Linked DNA regions of Homo sapiens: regions 1 and 3 are each linked to region 2. A link is an interaction called in ENCODE POLR2A ChIA-PET data of the cell type or tissue named here. Cell type or tissue: Panc1. All regions are shown on one strand. Each heading gives the region's core, and the rest is flanking DNA. Links, peaks and the distances in the headings are about the cores only.

Evidence for each region. ChIA-PET counts read pairs that join two places held together with the same protein. Peaks named below come from ENCODE experiments on the same cell type or tissue, not always from the same donor. Only the 100,000 strongest peaks of a DNase experiment are listed, where the experiment ranks them.
Region 1: POLR2A ChIA-PET joins it to region 2 with 6 read pairs; 2 of 35 experiments call an interaction of 5 or more read pairs at or near these places.
Region 3: POLR2A ChIA-PET joins it to region 2 with 5 read pairs; 2 of 35 experiments call an interaction of 5 or more read pairs at or near these places.

Annotation. Positions count from the first base shown.
Region 1 is chr11:92,348,838-92,353,591 of GRCh38, forward strand. It overlaps FAT3 (FAT atypical cadherin 3), which reads left to right. Exons shown (of 28, transcript NM_001367949.2): 2 at 3,259-4,754. The coding sequence starts at 3,276. Among named protein-coding and RNA genes, the nearest start is that of FAT3, 130 kb to the left of the region's middle. In Panc1, for the core only: no CTCF peak of the experiment used is centred there; no DNase peak of the experiment used is centred there.
Region 2 is chr11:93,474,759-93,479,512 of GRCh38, forward strand. It overlaps SMCO4 (single-pass membrane protein with coiled-coil domains 4), which reads right to left. Exons shown (of 3, transcript NM_020179.3): 3 at 3,714-4,511. The coding sequence starts at 4,431. The coding sequence ends at 4,252. Among named protein-coding and RNA genes, the nearest start is that of SMCO4, 66 kb to the right of the region's middle. In Panc1, for the core only: no CTCF peak of the experiment used is centred there; a DNase peak (open chromatin) is centred at 2,303.
Region 3 is chr11:93,670,343-93,675,096 of GRCh38, forward strand. All of the region lies in intron 5 of CEP295 (centrosomal protein 295), which reads left to right. Among named protein-coding and RNA genes, the nearest start is that of CEP295, 11 kb to the left of the region's middle. In Panc1, for the core only: no CTCF peak of the experiment used is centred there; no DNase peak of the experiment used is centred there.

The DNA of each region.
Region 1 (4,754 bases), core at 798-3,297, 1.1 Mb before region 2:
CTTTTTGTTGGGGAATAGGAAACGGAGCATATTAAAGGCATCTGGGCCTCTGGTTACATTAGTACTTAGGGTTCTGTTCAACAAACCAGTGTTGTTTGCTTCCTGTGTGGTGGGTGCTGTACTGGATGCTGGGAATAGAGTGATGTACTTCCCATCAGGTTTCCTTAAGTAGAAGTTCAAAGTGTGAATGAGGGGGCAGACTCAGAAAAGTTCAGTTGAACTGTATTTTTCATGGGGGAAGTTTTCCTCTCTGATGACCATGGAGTCTAGACTCCTTGGGCTAAGGATCGGCAAAATTACTGTTACAGGAAGTCTTCTCAGCACAGGATAGTGAGTGGGAAATAAGGCAGAAACTTTATTTGTATTTCTCTGGAGCATTCTGGGAGTGATCCCAGTATTTCACCTTGAGAGAGTGTAACCTAACCTTCACATTCCCTTACGAGAGACTCGCTTACTTTACCGTGTTCACATGTCCACAGTGAGCCTAAAAATGTCTCCACTGCTTTGGAGCCTTTTGAGATGATGAAATAGAGACTCCTGAGGCATACAAAATACTATTAAAGCTTCTGCTAGTGTACTTCTGTGATCACTACAGAGAGGTTCTTTTGCTCCCATATTTCAGTTGACTGTGCTCTACAAAGTAGACACCCCAATCACACTGTGGGCTTCGCCACTCTGCTAGGTAGGACATTTGAACCTACTGCATCCAGAAAACCCCAAATGTATCATTTTCTTAATAAAGTTTCCTTTGAAATGACCAGCAGCCCAGTGATGTCTTTCTAGGAACTTACTGAGCAGGGTCACCAGCGGCCATCTGACTTGGTCCCTGCCCTAGTTACCAGAGCTGCTGTCCACAGGCTGCCTGTTCCACTTACTTAGCATATGCAATGTCTCTAAAGAACTGCATGTGAAATTAACTTCCTTTATAGACGCTTACTCCCTTTTTCAGCTTTTCATTTTTGCTGTCTATTAATGCCTGTAAAGTCCCTAAATTAAACTTGACTTTTTCTATCTGTAACTCCATGTTTTCTACGGGATACTTCAGCAAATGATAGCAGCAAGATATCTTACATTCCCAGGCAGAACCAGCATTTGCATGCTCAGGGTTTCACTTCAGGAGAGTCTCCTGTAAGGTGGAGCTGAAAAAAAAAAAAAAAGAAAAGCCTTGTGGGGTATGGAGAGAGCCTGAGCTCTAATCTAGAGTCTGCTAGACTCTATCAATGACTATTAAATTTAGACAGTTTCCACAGTTTCATGACTATGTGGGTTAAAAGGTAAAAACTTTTTCCTATTTTAGCCAGTAAAATTAATCAAGGAGAGGGGAGAAAGGAGGTATTCAACAAGAAAAAGTTAAGTCTATTTAGACTTAACTAATAAAGTCGAGATAGGAAAATGAGGTTTTATATTATCATTAACAAAAAGGTTATAATAATATGTGCCTTGCTAACCTTGGATATGAAAGGGTTTTATAAACCATACAATTTGTAATATTTTAATATGTTAAACTCCTGTAGGGATTTTTTTTTTTTTCAGTTTGCAGCCAATAACTAGAACTACATTAAAACCAGAGAGGAGATAACCAAAAAGATATGCTGGGGGCAGGGATGGGTTGTACTTTTTAAAATCAATGACATATGTTGACTATTTCATTAGAATTAAATTATGTCATATATGCTTCTAGGATCCTTAATTATTTCATTCTTGCTTGCAGGTAATTTTGAGAGAGTGATTGTGTGATGGGGAAAAGCATGGATTTTAGAGAAAGATTAAGGTCTGAGATCCTGCTTTACTACTTGCCGGCTGGGGAACATTGTTTGGGCAAATGTCTCAACTAAATAGATTAACTTCTCTGACCCTCAGTTTTCTAATATGTCATTGGGTAAAATAGTACCTATTACTTAGGATTATCATGAAGATTAAATACAACAAAGTGGAAAAATGACTGACACAGTGCCTACATCATTACATGCCTGCAAAGAAATTCATTTTCCATCTCCTCTCATCTTCACGTTCCCTGTAAAGGAAGAAAAGGAGAATGTCAAGGGCTTGCAGAGTATAAGACTGGATGGAAGAACTCATATTTGGGGGTTCTAAAAATCTGATCCTTTGGGTATGAATAGACTTAACTTTTTCTTGTTGAATACCTCCTTTCTCCCTTCTCCTTGATTGATTTTACTGGCTAAAATAGGAAAAAGTTTGTATCTTTTAACCCACATAGTCATGAAACTGTAGAAACTGTCCAAATTTAATAGTCATTGATGAAAGTAATTGGAAGTATCTCTTGTAATTTCTAAAGTTTTTCTTGCAAGTAATCACTCTTACCTCCCTTGTTCTGAATAGTTCTGGATATCACTCCAGTCATATAACTCCTTAGGGATTATTGTCTCTGCTTTGTAACTTGACACTTTGTTCATTCTCATGGCATTGCATTATTCATAAACCTTGATCAGTTTAAAAGTAAGCACAATAAAAGATGGTAATACCTTGAAGCATTTTAAAAAGATTATAATTATAAAAGTAATTATGTAACTATTGATGAACAATGTTCATTGAAGAAAAGTTAGAAAATGCAAATATGCCACCAAATCCCAAAACACAGTTAATCCTTTTTAAATATAAAAATTCATTTGCACATATAGGTGTTTATATAATAATAGAACTCATGCTATATATACTGTTTGATGACCTTTTTTCCTTAGCATTACATCTTACTGCATCTGAAAATGCACATCTTTTATGTCTCTATTTTTAATGACTGCATAATATTTTATTTTATGAATACACCATGAATTATTCAGTCCTCTATTGATAGGCATTTAGCATCTCTTCATTTTTTTTTTACTTTAAACTGTGCTATAACAGATAATTGTCTAAATGTTTCTATAGGATAATTACTGCAAAGGCAGTTCTAAGTCAAAGGTAAATGCACTTAAGGCTTCCAATATATCTCTAAATTGACCTTCAGAATGTAAGAAATCTTGTACCAATGAACAACGCTGTCAGTAGTATAAAAGTGTTATTTAAAACAAAGTGTCACTTGAAAACAATTCTTACAAGATTGGGCTAAATTCTAGTAATCTTAAGTTCCTTATTACCTAGTAGTGGCAAGGTTTCTAATTTTTTCTTATATTGCTGTTTTAGTAAAAAGATTTTGTGATAAAGTTTTAAAAAGCATGGCTTCCTAATAGTTATTTCCCACTCTCCCCCTTCTTCTAGGATGGTTAATTTATCTTTTCTCTCTCTCTTTCTTCCCTCCAGGATGGAAGTATGATGTGATGGATATAATTATGGGACACTGTGTGGGCACACGGCCTCCTGCTTGTTGCCTCATCCTCCTGCTTTTCAAGCTTTTGGCCACTGTCTCCCAGGGGCTGCCAGGGACTGGACCCCTGGGCTTCCACTTCACACATTCCATTTATAATGCTACCGTGTATGAGAACTCAGCAGCAAGGACCTACGTCAACAGCCAGAGTAGAATGGGCATCACCTTAATAGATCTATCCTGGGATATCAAATACAGAATAGTGTCCGGAGACGAGGAAGGCTTTTTCAAAGCAGAGGAAGTCATCATTGCAGATTTCTGTTTTCTCAGAATAAGAACTAAAGGTGGCAATTCTGCCATATTAAATAGGGAAATCCAGGATAATTATTTATTGATAGTAAAAGGTTCTGTCAGAGGAGAGGATTTGGAAGCATGGACCAAAGTGAATATACAGGTTTTAGATATGAATGATCTGAGACCTTTGTTTTCACCCACAACATACTCTGTTACCATAGCAGAAAGCACACCTCTAAGGACTAGTGTTGCCCAGGTGACTGCAACAGACGCAGATATTGGTTCCAATGGAGAATTCTACTACTACTTTAAAAATAAAGTTGATCTCTTTTCAGTTCACCCCACGAGTGGTGTCATCTCCTTAAGTGGTCGATTAAATTATGATGAAAAGAATAGGTATGATCTGGAAATTTTGGCTGTGGACCGGGGAATGAAACTGTATGGGAACAATGGAGTGAGCAGTACTGCAAAGCTTTATGTTCACATTGAGCGCATAAATGAACATGCCCCAACAATCCATGTAGTCACTCATGTTCCTTTCTCGTTGGAAAAAGAGCCAACATATGCAGTGGTGACAGTTGATGACTTAGATGATGGAGCGAATGGAGAGATCGAATCTGTTTCCATTGTGGCTGGGGATCCTTTAGATCAGTTCTTCCTGGCTAAGGAAGGAAAGTGGTTGAATGAGTACAAGATTAAGGAGAGGAAGCAGATTGACTGGGAGAGCTTTCCCTATGGCTACAATCTCACTCTTCAAGCAAAAGACAAGGGATCTCCTCAAAAATGTTCAGCATTAAAGGCAGTCTACATTGGCAACCCCACAAGAGACACTGTCCCCATTAGATTTGAAAAAGAAGTGTACGATGTGAGCATAAGTGAATTTTCCCCTCCTGGTGTCGTGGTTGCTATAGTAAAATTAAGTCCTGAACCGATAGATGTGGAATACAAATTATCTCCTGGTGAGGATGCAGTGTACTTTAAAATTAATCCTCGGTCGGGTCTGATTGTTACAGCACGGCCACTGAATACTGTTAAGAAGGAGGTTTATAAACTGGAGGTGACAAACAAGGAAGGAGATTTAAAAGCACAGGTCACCATCAGCATAGAAGATGCAAATGACCACACCCCAGAATTTCAGCAACCACTGTATGATGCTTATGTGAATGAAAGTGTCCCAGTGGGAACCAGCGTTCTAACA
Region 2 (4,754 bases), core at 794-3,293:
GTATGGGATATTTTCAAGGCAGAGCTATAGGGAATGTGATAGTAGACTTCCAAAAAAAAAACCTGAGGGCCATAATTTCAACAGATTTCCTGATTTTTCTACCTCTGACAAGTAATTAATGGTGTGAGACCCTTTTGGGGAAGAGGGAAGGACAATCATCTCTCAAATTTTCCTAGCGACCTACGGCAATGTCTTAACCATCTCCAGTTCACAGACGAGCTTGGCTGCAGGTTCCCTATCTTACCTCATGAAGGACACATGAAGGATGGATGGGTGCATATTTGCTCTGTCCTTGAACTGACCAGGAAAACTTATAGCTGGCGGCCTCAGGACCAATCAAACTGAACTTAACCTTTACAGGTTTAGACTCATGACCAGTTGGTAGCAACCGCTGCATTTATAGAGCTCTGGGAAGATCACAAGGAGATACACAGTCTACCTTGTAGCTTCTATCCTCAGACCTCTTAGACCAGGTGCCGTTGGTTCTCTGAGCTCCAAGTAAATCTATTCATTCACATAGGTATTTTGTTAACTCTACGTTCACAGAATCTCTGGGATACAAGAGCTCTCAGGAGATTCTATGGTCCAACATACCTATATGAGGTGCCTGGCCAATGTCACACTCTGAGTGGCAGACTGGGTCTAGATCCTTCTTCTCTCAGTCTCATACCCTCCATAATGACAATGATAATCACCAAGATTTTCGTTGGCCAGAAAATGAATACACAAACACATCTTGGTATCAGGACTTTTAAAAAAAATACATCAAATGACACCTTTTAAATCAATGACAATGGTTTCTATTCTTGTCTCCAACTCGGAAGTTGCCCTTCAAGAAACATTAGGCTTGGTAATGAGGACTCCGAAAGCCAAGAGTCCTAGATTCTATTGCAGGAACCCCAGCATGACTTTCTGTGAAACTCCTAATAAATAATTCAGTATTGCCTTGAAGCCATTGAATAGCTGGAAATAATTTGGAACCTGGTGTCTCAAATCATTACCAAGTACACCCATACGAGAGTACTATTTCCCCTGAGAATTGTTAAAATTCCACCGAGCAAGTCCACAGTAAATTGGCATCTGGTCCCTGCCAGGTGACTCACATCAAAATTGTTATCTTTTAAAGGTCCATTTTCAGCCTGCCTTCACCAAGCCTGTCTAGTAGTTGCCTTCTGAAGGTCCAGTTCAAACCAACTAGGCCTCCTGATGGACAACAAAGAGAAAAACAGTGGTGAAAACAGAGCCACAAGCACCTAAAGGATCTATTACACTGTGTGTGGCATGTCCATTTGGCCAGTAGAGCCTTGGGAAGCAGGCCTTCATTTATATTCTGAGTTTTTGAACACACTGACGAAAAGGGAATGGCCATTTATGGGGCCTCCATAATGTACTAGGCACAAAGTATGCCATTTTCATATTTCAATATATCCTCCCAACATCCCTTAGAGAGTAAACCTTACTTCACAGATGTGGGGCAAGTGCGGCTCAGGTCATGGGGCCTGAGTAACGTCATTCAGCTAGAAAGCGGCAGAGGTAGAATTCAGATAATGTCGGTTTCCCAAAGATTATATTCTTTTCACATCATATACAAAATCTCCTAAGCAAGAACACTGAAATGTTTTAAGTAAGGAGCCCATGGAAAAGATTATTTCTCATATCGCTACCAGGTGAGGCTCCTCTTTCACTGAGCAACAGACCAGAGGCTGGGTGGAGTTAGTGCCCACAGGGCAGGCCAAACTCACAGCCCATTTGTCTAAAGATGGCATCAAAGGCTGTTCACCATGACCAGGTGAGGGCTGTTCAAATACCCTGGGCAGGCAAGGTTTCTTTAGACCAGGGGAGTAGAAAAAATTATTTATTGAAAGGCAACAGATTTTAATGATGTAGAAGAGCATGGACTCTGGAGCCAGGCTGCCTGGGTTTAAAATCCCATCTCCTGTTTTGCTCCAAACAGTCCAAGGAATGTGTGCACATGAGGGTGTCTGGATGTGGGGGCAGTGCAGATGGATGGGCAGGAGCAGCCAGTGAGGTTTGCTGAAGAATGGTGAACGGGGACCTGAGGCATGCTGCATCTATTTTTGTATATGTTTAAAATGTACCGTAACAAAAGCTTAAGAATAAACAAACCAGGGCTCCTCCACTCACTAGAGCTGTGTGACATGGACAGGTTTCCTGGCCTGCCTCAGCTTCTTCATGTGTAAGATTGAGTAATAATCATACCTACCTCATGAGGCTGTGTGAGAAATAAATATATGTAAAATATCAAGCTACTATTGTTTACACAGTAACTATGAGTAACTAAGCCCCAGGCGCTAGATTTGGCTTTACAAATACACTATTTCAACTTAACCCTCCCCACAATCCTATGAGGCAAGATAACCTCTAAGTGGACTCAGAGGGGTTCCAGCAGCAAAATCTGCACCAAAACCCAAGTTTGTTCTAAAAGCCTTATTTTCTACTAGGGCTCACCTTCCTGAAAGTGACTTTACCAGTTCTTTACAGACAGGGAAACTGAGGTTCAGTGGGGTTAAGTAATCCACAATTCTGAGTGGTAGACTGGGAACTAAATGCTGATCAGGTAATTGCAAGACATGCAGACTGGGGTCTTTCTGCTGGAGTGGACAGGCTGTCCTTGCTCCATCCTCACAGCATCTGCCCTGGGAAGGGGACTCATCAGCCGCACAGCAGCCCCTGTGAGGAGCAGGGATGGCCGCAGACGCCTTCCTCCACCCTCCAGCCCCTGAATGAGAAAGTCCTTGGGACAGTGGCCTGCAGTCTTTCTCAGACCAGCAAGCACTGAAGTTCATAACAGAACCAAATAAAGGGGAGGAAAACAGAAACCTCAGAGGAACTTGATGCTAGCAGCCTCTGAATTTGGCAAGTATTTTAGCAAATCTCTTACCAGGGCCATTGGCCCTTGAGTGAGCATGAGGAGACACGGAGTCTCTCTGAGACCAGCTCACAGAGCGGGGCCGCAGAGCTCTGTCAGCCTGCTGAGTCCAGGCTCTCCAGGCATCAGCCAGAGAAGTCCTTCCTTTCAATAGCTGCTTCGTCTTCCAGAGAGACTCACTCCAAGAGGCCCCAAATCTCCACTAACAGCCTCTGCCATCTGTGAGCGAGTCGCGCAGCCACGGGGATTAGGAAAAGCACTTCTCTCCCCACAGATCTCCATAATCAGCAATGACAGGAAAACAGACATCCTCAGAACAGTAACCATGAATCTGACTTCCAAAAAGAGGCTGCTCCATCAGGAACCAGGACCGCCTGAGCAGTGCTGTTAGAATAAAATGAGGCAACCATTCCAGCCAATTTGCATTGAAAACTCAGCTGGAATGCCAACAATTTGCATCCTTTCAGCTAAGAACAAAACCAAGCCTGACCTTTACTTCCAGGATCACTCTGTATTGCTGTTTGCACAAACATACCGAGTTGAAGTAGGAAAAACTAACTGGTGTAAAAAGCACCTGTCGTCACAGTCTAATTAGAACTCTCACTTTCTAAAGCAAGCCAATTAATATACCCTTTCTGTCCCTCTCCATCTTAAAATTATCGGTCAAAAAGCATAATTTTACTCAGAAATGATGAGCAGAGGGAGTGCTGGGGAAGGTGGAGAGAGCCACAGGAGAAAGGGAAGGGGAGGGAAGAGGGGCAGACCCGTGGGCAGGGGGAGACCCACAGACAGCACCTCCTTGCAAAACATGATAAGCATCCAGTTTAAGGCTATTATCTCCTTTATTCAAAAAATAAATATTTCACTTTGATTCAACATATTTCAAATCACATTAAGCACAGAGAAGAAATACAGTCCCTTTGGAGATTGTGAACACGTGTTGGAAAGAAGCATGATCCAAACAATGGGAATGAGGTGAGTGTGGATTCCAGCTGTTTCCTGACCCAGAGGTTCCATCCCTCTTCAGGTGGAGCTACTTATCGATTTTTAGGAGAGAAAAAGAAGCACACACACACACACACACACACACACACACACACACACATGCGCGCGCGCTTTGAAGTCTGAAAGGCACATGAAGTGGACCATAAGGTGTATGGCACATTCACTGATAAAACATCCCCTATTCCCTCCCAAGAAAGCGGAGATACTTTAATCAAGTCAAAGACCAGAGAAGACAGGGTGCTCCTGCTTACAGCTCAGCAACATGAACATCTCTGAATATGAAAGCCATTTTTTGTTTGCGTCCCCCTCCCGCGCCTCCTCTCCCTGCCGATGGGGTCCGCAGCCGGCTGCGGGGCTCACTCGGTGATGGTGGGGCGCGTGGCCACGTACACAAACACCACGATCAAGAGCACGACCACGGCCAGCGTGGGCAGCACCACTGTAGTGATCTGCTGCCGGGCCTCCTGCATGGCTTGCTTCCGCTCCTTCTTGTCCTTGGAGGTCTCCTTCTTGGGCTTCCCTTTGAGCTGCCGCATCTTTCCTAGAGGATGCTAGGAGGGTGTGTCCAGAGGGATTCCAGGAAGGGCCACACTCCTCTTGCCAAGGCTGGAACCTCCTGTAGAGAGAACAACTGTGATAGTAGAGAATAAACCAAATAGAAGAAAAAATAAATCACTTAAAGGCAAATACACAACTAGGAAAAATATCTGCAACTTACATGACAAAGGGCTAAGAACAGAGGCCACACCAGGCTCTAAGTTCTCTTGGGATCAGCGCTCTAAGTAGTGGGCACTGGGTCACCGGTGTGCTGTGAGAGGGGCCTCCGCTCCAGCGCCAGCTGGACAAAGCCCTGGGTACC
Region 3 (4,754 bases), core at 1,282-3,781, 200 kb after region 2:
CTATTTTTTATGGGAGTAAAATGTGTGCTTTTGTGATTTGAAGCTTATTTTTTTTAAAAAAATGTAATTAAAGCAGAAATTTTTTAAAATACTTGTTCTCCACATTAGCTTGTTATAGTTATTGAAATGGCTATTTGGATGATTGTCAAAATTACCTAGTTATTTTTATCTGAAGAATGAAGTAGAAGTAAACCCAGAAATACATAGTTGTACATACAAGTATATTCTGTATAAGCATAAGTACCAGATACTCACTTCTTAGGCCTTTCAGTTTGTCAGCCTTCCTGCTTGTACGTTGAGCCATCTACCATGTAACATTTGATCCAACAAAATTCAGACGGAAAAGTTGTATTTCAGTCACTCCTTCGGTACAAAGTGACATGATAAAAGCCAGGCAATGTATTATCCATGATGCCTTTTGATTATTTTTGTCTTAATTCTTAGTATTTATAACAAGCCAAAGTCAAAAATTTATAAAAAGTAAACAAAACTCTGTAAGTGCTTTGACAAGCATGAATTAATCAGTGGGCATGAACTATTTAGTTCTTTTTTTCTTTTGAGGCAGAGTCTTGCTCTGTCACCCAGGCTGGAGTGCAGTGGTGCAATCTTGGCTCACTGCAGCCTCTACCTCCTGGGTTCCAGCGATCCTCCCACCTCAGCCTCCTAGGTAGCTGGGATTATAGGCATCTGCCACCATGCCCCGCTAATTTTTCTGTTTTTAGTAGAGACGGGGTTTCACCATGTTGGCCAGGCTGGTCTCGAACTCCTGACCTCAGATGATCCACCCACCTCTGCCTCCCAAAGTGCTAGGATTACAGATGTGAGCCACTGCACCCAGCCTCGTTCCTTTTAGGAAAACAGGATATATTCCTTGTTTTTCCTCTCTGCCAGTTTTCAGAGTAAAGGGTTGGGGTAATAATCAATGCCATTGGTGGTAAATGGGTTTTTTTTTCCTTTCTCTTTTGTTACTATCACTGTTAACTTGTGGGGGTTTTTTACTCAATATTACATAGTCAATTATAGTCATTCTTTTTCTTCTCACTGATGTTCGTAATATCTGAAATTTGGTCAGCAGGAGACTTGAAGTTGTTTCTTGCGTCCCCGTGACTCCATGAGCATTTCCTTGCTCTGTGCCCCAGCAAATGACCTAGGCTTAATTTACTCTGTCCCGTATCTGGTATCTCCAAAGACCCCTGATTCTTTTTAGTGGAGAAGTGGTACTTATAAACTAAGATCTGGGTGATTATATTCTTGTTTCACTAAAAGGCATTATTTTAGAAAAATACATTACCCAAGCCAATAAAGGTGTTTGGGATAAGGCAGTGTTTCTGAATGTCTTGAGATGGTTGTGAATTTATGGCATAGAAGGGAGGGATAGGATTTTAGTTTGGGAAAAGCTAGGTTGTGGGGTATTTGGGGGCCAGGGAAATGCACCATATAAGAATATTGTGTCACATACACAGGATATAGATGCATCTGTATCACTGTTTCTCCAAGCAGATAAAAATATAAATGCTGAAAATCCTGGGGAAATAAACCTAGACTGTTTAGTCTTCTCAAACCAAGGTCTTTCCTTAATTTAAGAAAATATTATTTTTTGAGAGAGCTATTTACATGGTGAAGAGAATTGATACTTCTTGTGTACCTAAGATTTTATTTATGTCAGGTTTTTTTATTCATATCTAATTTAATCACATTAGCCCTGCATGTTAGATATTTCCATTTAACAAATGAAGAAAATTGAAGGTCAGAAGTTAAGTAACGTAACCAAAGTCCTTTAATAGGTAAGTGCGATAACCAGAGTTTATGTCAAGGTCTATTTCTATAAAGCTCATGATCTTTTTACTGTGACACTTAGCTTCCCGTGAATATACTTCAGAGTTCATGCTAACTGTTCAAGTTAACTACTTATATATTAAAGTCTAGGAATGTAAACAACCATAATCTTTTCATAGGTCTGTTAAAGAATGAAGTTTGTATTGAAAACCCTGAGATGCTATGAAGACTTCTCATGTATCTATACCAGATGCAAGAGAAAAATGAGCTTTGTTTTACTTCTTCCCTTGCTTATACCTTTTTTTTTTTTTGAGACGGGATCTCACTATGTTGCCCAGGCTAGAGTGCAGTGGCTCTTCACCAGCCCCATGATAGCTCACTGCAGCCTTGAACTCCCAGGCTAAAGCAATCCTCCTGCTTCCGCTTCCTGAGTAGCTGTGACTACAAGAATGTGCCACAGTGCCTGGCATTTTTTTTCTTCTTTTCCATTGCTGCATGAGCCAGTGTCAGGTACTCCAGAGTAGAAAGCTGGTTTTGTCCTGTACTTGGGTAGATAAGGCTAGAAATAGTTACTGTGGAGCAAAACTAAGGCTGGAAGATAGAACACAGGAAGTAAATTAAGTGATTTTAAATTATTAACAGATCATCCTAATTCTGCCAGGCTAAGGACTGATTTCACTAAAAACTTAGGTGCAATTCACTGGAAATCCTGTTATAATCAATAAGGATTCATAGTAATCAAAATCTCAAATCCCAATTTTGGGAGGATTCCAAATTCAATCTATACATAATTGCCTTTACTCTGGAAGTACTGGTACTTTAAAATGTGTAAACTGAATCCCATTTGTATATCAAATTACATCATTTTAGAGACTTGTTTTCTTCAGAGTTCTTCCTTGTCAAGAAGCCTATGGTTTATTTTTTCAAGGCATTGATTTAAAGTCTACTAAGATTCTTCGTAGAGTGAAGCATTCTAATGTGTACTACCATCTCTGAATTTTTGTTTTGTGACTTCAGTTTCTTACTGAACTTTAATATTAACTAGTTAAAGCTGAGTGTGGTGGCACCTGCCTTTGATCCTAGCTACTCAGGAGGCTGAGTTGGGAGGATTCCTTGAGCCCAGGAGTTCAAGACCAGCCTGGGCAACATAGCAAGACCCTGTCTCAAATATATATATGTATATGTGTATATGTATGCTAGTTAATGTTTTCATTAGTGGTCAGTTTAATCCTTTACCTAAATGATAAGACCCTGAATAAGGTCCTCTATTGTACATATCTGGATGTATATCCAGGTATTTGCCAATTAGTTATCTTCTGACTGGTCTAGGTAATTCTCAACTTTGGCTGTACATTTATCACCTGTGCAGCTTTTTTTTTATTTTTTATTTTTTGAGACAGAATCTTATTCTGTCGCCCAGGCTGGAGGGCAGTGGTGCAGTCTCGGCTCCCTGCAACCTCTGCCTCCTGGGTTCAAGCGATTCTCCTGCCTCAGCCTCCCAAGTAGCTGGGATTACAAGTGTGTGCCACCATGCCTGGCTAATTTTTGATTTTTAGTAGAGAAGGGGTTTCTCCATGTTGGTCAGGCTGGTCTCAAACTCCTGACATCAAGTGATCTGCCTGCCTTGGCCTCCCAAAGTGCTAGGATTACAGGTGTGAGCCACAACGCCTGGCCGCAGCTTTTTAACAATGCTAATACTGGGCTCTGTTCCATGGATTCTGATTTAATTCGTTTGGTGTGGGGCCAAGACACGAGAAGTTCTTAAAAACTACTCAGATAATTCTGCTCACATCAGACTGTACATTTTTACTTGGATTTTCTTAATCCCCCCTTCTTTTTTTTTTTTCTTTTTGAGACAGATTCTTGCTCTGTCGCCCAGGTTGGAGTGCAGTGGCACAATCTTGGCTCATTTTGCATCATTGCAACCTCCGACCCCTAGGTTCAAGCAGTTATCTTGCCTCAGCCTCCCTAGCAGCAGGGATTACAGGTGTGTGCTACCATGCCCATCTAATTTTTGTATTTTTAGTAGAAATGGAGTTTTACCATGTTGGCTAGGCTGGTCTCAAACTCCTGACCTCAAGTGATCCACCTGCCTTGGCCTCCCAAAGTGCTGAGATTACAGGCATGAGCCACCGCGCCCAGCCCCTTCTTGTCCTTTATATTGTTTCTGTTCACTTGAGTCCTCCTCATCATTCCACACTCATATATGTTATAGCTAAAACTTTGGTTAATTCTCAACCTATTCTTATTTAAACTTTTCTCCCTCCCAACCTGTGTTGCATTTGTGATGTCATTGAATTAGCCAGGCATGGTGGTACATGCTTGTAGTCCTAGCTATGGTAGGCCGAAGCGTAAGGATCGCTTGAGCTCAGGAGTTACAGTGCAGAGTACAATGCCACTGTACTCTGGCCTTGTCAACAGGCCTTAAAAAAATTAAAAGTGCTTTTTATACATTAATTGATTCTTACAGTAATTGTCACAATGATCATATGGTATAGCGATAGCTATAAACCCACTTTTCTTGAGAAAGCCGAGGGACAGAAAAGTTGAGGGACTTTGCTAAGTTTTCACTACTGGGATATAATACAGAAGACATCCAGCAGAAGTGTTAGCATTTCTTTGTGGATATTTTTTTCATCAAATTATCTGTAAAATGCATGGTTTATTATTTAATTTATGTGTAATCGTTAGAACTTCTAGTTAGAACTGTTACTGTGAGCTCCTTGAAGCCAGGGGCCATTATTTTATTTTACTTCTCGTTGTCGTTCACAGTGCCTTGTGTAATGTTTAACACATAGTAGGCACTTAATATTCTTTGTCAGTTTAGTTAATTAATTTAACATCAGTATGTGATAGGTTGTGATGGACTGAATCTGCCTTTACTACAAAATACAGGAAAGGGAAGGGGGAAGGTAGTTTACTTTCATTCTTCTGAGAGTTGTTTTGTTCTGGAGTAAGTGTAATTTAAATATATTGGC